2 separate regions of the Homo sapiens genome follow, and region 2 is linked to region 1. A link is an interaction called in ENCODE POLR2A ChIA-PET data of the cell type or tissue named here. Cell type or tissue: MCF 10A. All regions are shown on one strand. Links, peaks and the distances in the headings refer to the core of each region. The heading gives the core; the rest is flanking DNA. Region 1 overlaps RNF17 (ring finger protein 17). Region 2 overlaps RNF17 (ring finger protein 17).

The links. Peaks named below come from ENCODE experiments on the same cell type or tissue, not always from the same donor. Only the 100,000 strongest peaks of a DNase experiment are listed, where the experiment ranks them.
Region 2: POLR2A ChIA-PET joins it to region 1 with 19 read pairs; 3 of 35 experiments call an interaction of 5 or more read pairs at or near these places.

The regions. Positions count from the first base shown.
Region 1 is chr13:24,787,746-24,790,562 of GRCh38, reverse strand. It overlaps RNF17 (ring finger protein 17), which reads right to left. Exons shown (of 36, transcript NM_031277.3): 7 at 2,404-2,575; 8 at 1,139-1,215; 9 at 791-865. Among named protein-coding and RNA genes, the nearest start is that of RNF17, 25 kb to the right of the region's middle. In MCF 10A, for the core only: no CTCF peak of the experiment used is centred there; no DNase peak of the experiment used is centred there.
Region 2 is chr13:24,853,124-24,855,940 of GRCh38, reverse strand. RNF17 (ring finger protein 17) reads right to left here. Exons shown (of 36, transcript NM_031277.3): 25 at 1,797-2,086. Among named protein-coding and RNA genes, the nearest start is that of CPAP, 68 kb to the left of the region's middle. In MCF 10A, for the core only: no CTCF peak of the experiment used is centred there; a DNase peak (open chromatin) is centred at 1,390.

The DNA.
Region 1 (2,817 bases), core at 67-2,566:
AGACAGGTAGTCACTAACGACATGTGGCTACTGAGAACTTGAAATGTGGGCTAATGGAACTGAGGAACTGGATTTTAATTCTATTTAGTTTTAATTAATTTATGTTTAAATTTAAATAGCTACATGTGATTAGTGGCTACTATACTGGACAGCATGGATCATAAGGTTCAAACATCATCAGACAGCATACAAAGTCTTTAAGACTTAGCATCTATGTATCCTTGGGGACATAGAGAATGGAATTATATACACCATTCCCTGAACCTAGCATGCTATTTCACTGCCCATATATTCACTGCCTATAAGATGCATACTTCCTTTTTCTCCTCCTTTCTACTTGCTACTTAATTTTAATAGATAAGGGAAAAGAAAATATCTTTCCAAGTCCTGTTACCCCAGTAAGAACTGATCATTCCCTTGCTTGGCACCTCAAGTAAATTCTGCATACATTACCCTAGCAATTATGCATTTTATTGTTTGCATGTCCTTCTTCCTCTACTTATTGTAATTTCTCGGACATTTATCTCAATATCTAGGGTGTTAGTGCCTAGCAGTGTTCAATGCTTGCTGACTGAATCAATCTCAAAGATAACTTCGACATGTATATTGCTGAATACTGATCCCTTCTAGGCCTTTTAAAAAACATTATATGTAGAATTTAACTATAGAAACTATTTTGCCCTTTATTTTTCAGCTTTTGAATTACACTAAACATCAATTCTTCTGTCTCTTAGATAATGTAAGTACTGTCAGACACTAATGGCATGTTACCATGCTTATAAATACTTACTTTGTTGAGTCCCTAAATTCAATCTTTCCCATATTGTTGAACATACAGATGATCTCACTGCAATTCACACTCAACCTATAATAAAACATTAACATATACATAAATGTTCTAATACAAATGTATCATGTTCTCTAGACAAAAATCAATTGCTGACATTAATGAATTGAAAAGGAAACATTTAAATAACTTTCTAAGTTAGCACAAATTACACTTATCTTAATTTGGTTACTAACTTAGTAAACATTTGTGACCCAAAATTTCAATTTATTATTACTTGCTATTTTAATACATTTAAGTTCCAGCACATCTTTATACTTGTTATGGTCTCCTGAACTATGACTTACTTACCTGGGAGGGTTCCTTAGTTGTGGAGAACTAACTTGTGCTAATTCACTATCTGAAGTTAACTGCAAAGTCCGGATAATCTAGAATTTAAAAAAAAAATCATTCATGTGTGAATCTTGTCACAAATATTGCTGAACAGTAAGATTTTAGAAAGAAAACTGTATCTTTTAGGTATTTCATTAATTATTGCATTCAGGCTCAATTTGGGGCACTCAAAGGGATACAAATAAGTGTTTATGACTTTTGGAGATATGTATAAAAGGTAACAATAGACACTAAGAAATAGGATAGAGCTACATGATCAGAGAAAACTCGATCAGATTCATTTTGCAACTGTGCTGCTATCTTCAAGAGTTTTCTCCCTTTCTGCCCTATTTTCTTAGCTAGATTAACTAGGATAAAGACCAAATTTTATCATTTTTTTCATCACCTAGTGTTGCACGTGTAATACACAGGAAACAACTATTATTGTTTTAGAACTAAAGCCTGGGACACCTAGCCAAGTAGGGTCATGGCAAATTGTCCTTTCATTTAACGTTAGAGACTTTGGAGGCAGGTAAACTAATGGCTTCTCTTCTATACACCTGATTATCCACGGGAAGTGAGATCCTGAAGATTCAAAGATGACTAAAGCAAAACCTATACCCTTAGGGAGTGAGGCAGAAGTCAGCAAAGATCTGTGATTAATCTTGTCCTGTCAAAGTATAAGAAACTTTTGTTTTTTTGCCCAATTCTACCCCTCAGGCACATGATTAGATGATAGGAGATGGCTGAAGCTGTCTCTTGACTTGCACAATTTGGAATGGAATTGGAAGAGAAAAACTTGACTAGGATTTTGAATTAAATTTTAACGTTAAGAGTTGACAGCCACACCTAAATTGTTTATGTGAACAAAATAGAGTCCTATTCAGTTTGCTACCCTTATTTGTCCTCATTTTTTTAATCGGGTGTCCTAGAAACCTAAACTTTCACCTCAATGTCACCTTACTTGCTCTCAGATCAAGTGTTACAAAGACTTAATTGCACCATTTCCCTAACTGGTCAAAAAAAACAAAAGGTCATATAAATTTTACAATGTTTGTCTTAGATTTCATACATTATTTTATTATAACTTAGACTATCCTAACCTATATTGTCATCAATTTAGAATTCTAAATAATAATATAGGTTAGGATAATCTGAAAAACAAATTCTTGTCTTAAATATATTCCAAAGCATGTAAAATAAGCTACCACAGAAATAACTCACATTGTGAACTATTAAATTACCTGATTCAGGTCACAGTATGTTCTTAGAGAAGGCGATAATTGTAATGCTCTTGCTATGTTCATAGCTGCATTCAAATTATTTTTTTTCTCTTCAATGTAGCTTTTAGCCTTTATTAAATTTGATAGATAATCATCAGTAGTTCTTGCAAATTCTTCACACAGGTTCTTTTTCCTTCATTTAAGATTCCAAAGTTATTTTGCAGTATTTCATAAATATTTATAGAAAAAGTCGATCTATAGTATCTTGAAGAGTAAGTTCAGTAGTTGATGAATTTTACATAATATGGTTAAATGAGGCAAACAGTAACTGAACTGTATCTGAAAGGGTACTTTCACTTGTTGATAAAATTAACATATAACATGGTAAATGAGGCATTAAATTGAACTGAAATGTATTATAGTTAAAAGCTATGT
Region 2 (2,817 bases), core at 165-2,664, 65 kb before region 1:
AATGACTTAATGGAAAGTGAGCGAAGACATGGATAGGCATTCCAAAAACACAGAAATACAAACGACTCAAATAGAAGAAATGATGTTTACGCCATAAGAAGTCAAGGAAATGCTAACTAAAGCCATAGTGAGAGACAATTTCACATCCACTAGGATAGGTAGAACTTAATCTGACCTTATTAAGTGTTAGCAAGGATGTGGGGTAACAAGACTCTTCATGCACTGGTAGTGATGAGTGTAAACTGTTATAAACAACTTTGAAAAACAATTTGACATTACCTAGAAATTATCCACCAATTTTTTTTTTTTTTAATGGAGTCTCACTCACTCTATTGTCCAGGCTGGAAAGCAGTGGCACGATCTGGGCTCACTGCAACCTCTGCCTCCCGGGTTCAAATGATTCTCCTGCCTCAGCCTCCTGAGTAGCTGGGATTACAGGTTCGTGCCACCATGTCCAGCTAATTTTTGTATTTTTAGTAGAGATGGGGTTTCACCATGTTGGCCAGGCTGGTCTCAAACTCCTGACCTTGTGATCCACCCACCTCGGTCTCCCAAAGTGCTGGGATGACAGGCATGAGCCACCGTGCCTGGCCAATGATTACCAATTCTGTTCACTAGATTATGTGCCCTAGAAAAATTCTGCTTGTGTAACAAGAGACAGGTACAAGAATGTTCATAGTAGGATTTTTTGTAATCACAGAAAATCTAGAAACACATGTGTCTATCAATAGAACAGATACCGAGACATAATCATTCATGGAAATGCTATTAATTCATTTAAAAAATGAATGAAATATAGTGAAATGCGCCAAGGTGGACAAATCTCGAACAGTTTGATGAAAAGTCACAAAAGAATATGTACATTATGGTTCTGGTTACATAAAGTTTGAAAGATGGAAAACCTAAAAAATTTGTTTAGTGACGCACACAGGAAATGATAATTAGCTAATTCAGAAAAGTGGCTGTATCTGGGGTGGCAAAACAGGAGACGTGATCAAGTGGGGCAACACAAGTCTGCTTAGGTTCTGGCGATGCTGCTTCTTATCATGGGCAATGTGTATGTGGCTACTCATCTTAATGTTGTTATTTAAATAATACATTTTATACTCTTTCACATAAATAACATTTTATAGTAACTTCAAAAAATTCATTTGAACTCTACTTTTAGTGATTTTTAATGTGATCAGCACATTGACCCATTGTGGGAGTCATCCTTTGGGATCCCATCTTCACATGAGGAATTCCTATTAGATTTCCCACTTTGAGTAAAGGGGCCTGGACCTTTATTTCCTTTTTCTTTAACTTCATGTAGTTATCACAGTTGCTCAAGGTTCTATAGTTATGAAGCAACTCTAGAGTGATTGCCTTCTTTGGCACATGCTTACCTCCCAGTGTGTGATTTCAGTTTGTTTTGGAGCTTGGTATGTTCTTTACTTTAATGCCAACTCAGTAAGTGTTCATTAAAAAAAAAAATTGGCATCTGATCTGACTTATTTGGGAGGGTTGTTCATCTGCCATAGTAGTGGAAATGGAAATTCCAAATTCCTTTCTTCTTATACTGAGAATAGCACTCACATAATATAATTATATAACACTGCTATGTTAGAATAATGAAAAACTGCATTAAATGATTTTTATGTTAGGCATTATTAAAAGCACTTTGCATGCATTGTGTGAAATCATTTAATCCTCCTAACAACCTTGTGAAAATAACGTTCAAAGAGGTTGCCCAAAGTATTTCAATCCCTGTCGTTCGTACTAGAGAACTAGAGCCTACATAACATAGAAGGTCTCACCTGATAGTTTAGGTACTACAAATATAGTTCCATCATCACCAACACAGCTGACTGTTGCCTCAAATACGTTCATGTTAGGAATAGCTGGTGGCTTATACCCTCTAGTGGTTCTTGGTTCTAGAATTTTCTCCTGAAATTCAGACACTTTCTGTTCACTGATTATGTCAGCAGTTTTCTTGTCAGGGTCAAAGTTAGTTTTAATACAGTTAGTAACTACTGAATCTTCCTGTTCCAGGGGGACTTCCAGAGACTTCTCAGATAATGAATGGCTGTTATCTAAGTTATTAATTCTGTAACATCCAAAAAAGAACACATCTAAACATAAGCAAATATAAAATTCTGGGTAAAACAACATAAAAAGAATCATTCAGATATACATGAAATTGAAAGAAAATATTTGCTCTAATTTGTTACATAAAAATTAGCATCAGTTAAAATTAAAACTACTTTAAATTATGAGACTGATGAGAAAAAGCAATAAAAATTTAAGTAAATGTTTTAAATTTCTATATTTACAGACTATGCTCTCTTAAAATTTCATATGTATATCTCAAGCATTGTACAATGAATTCAATGTTACTAGAAGATACAACACCTTTAAGATGATTTCAATTTAGTCCACACATAGAACAGACATCTGGCAAGCTATTAGCATCCAAAAATACAAAGAAAACATGAGTCTCTTAAAAAACAATAAGGTACTATCCGTATATATGAATATACCATATTCATATATTACCTAAGTGGTAATATGCTATATTTACTCAGTTTTTCTACTTTATATTATTCCCTTCCAATTAAAAAAAATAGGTATCCCTACTGTATAAAAAAATAAAATCTTAGGAGGAAATATTAATATTGATTGTGTTTTAGCGGAATTATAGCAAGTTTCTTTTTCTTCTCATCTCCTGTACTTTTAAAAGGAAATAAGGGCCGGGCATGGTGGCTCACGCCTATAATCCCAGCACTTTGGGAGACTGAGGCAGGAAGATCACCTGAGGTCAGGAGTTCGAGATCAGCC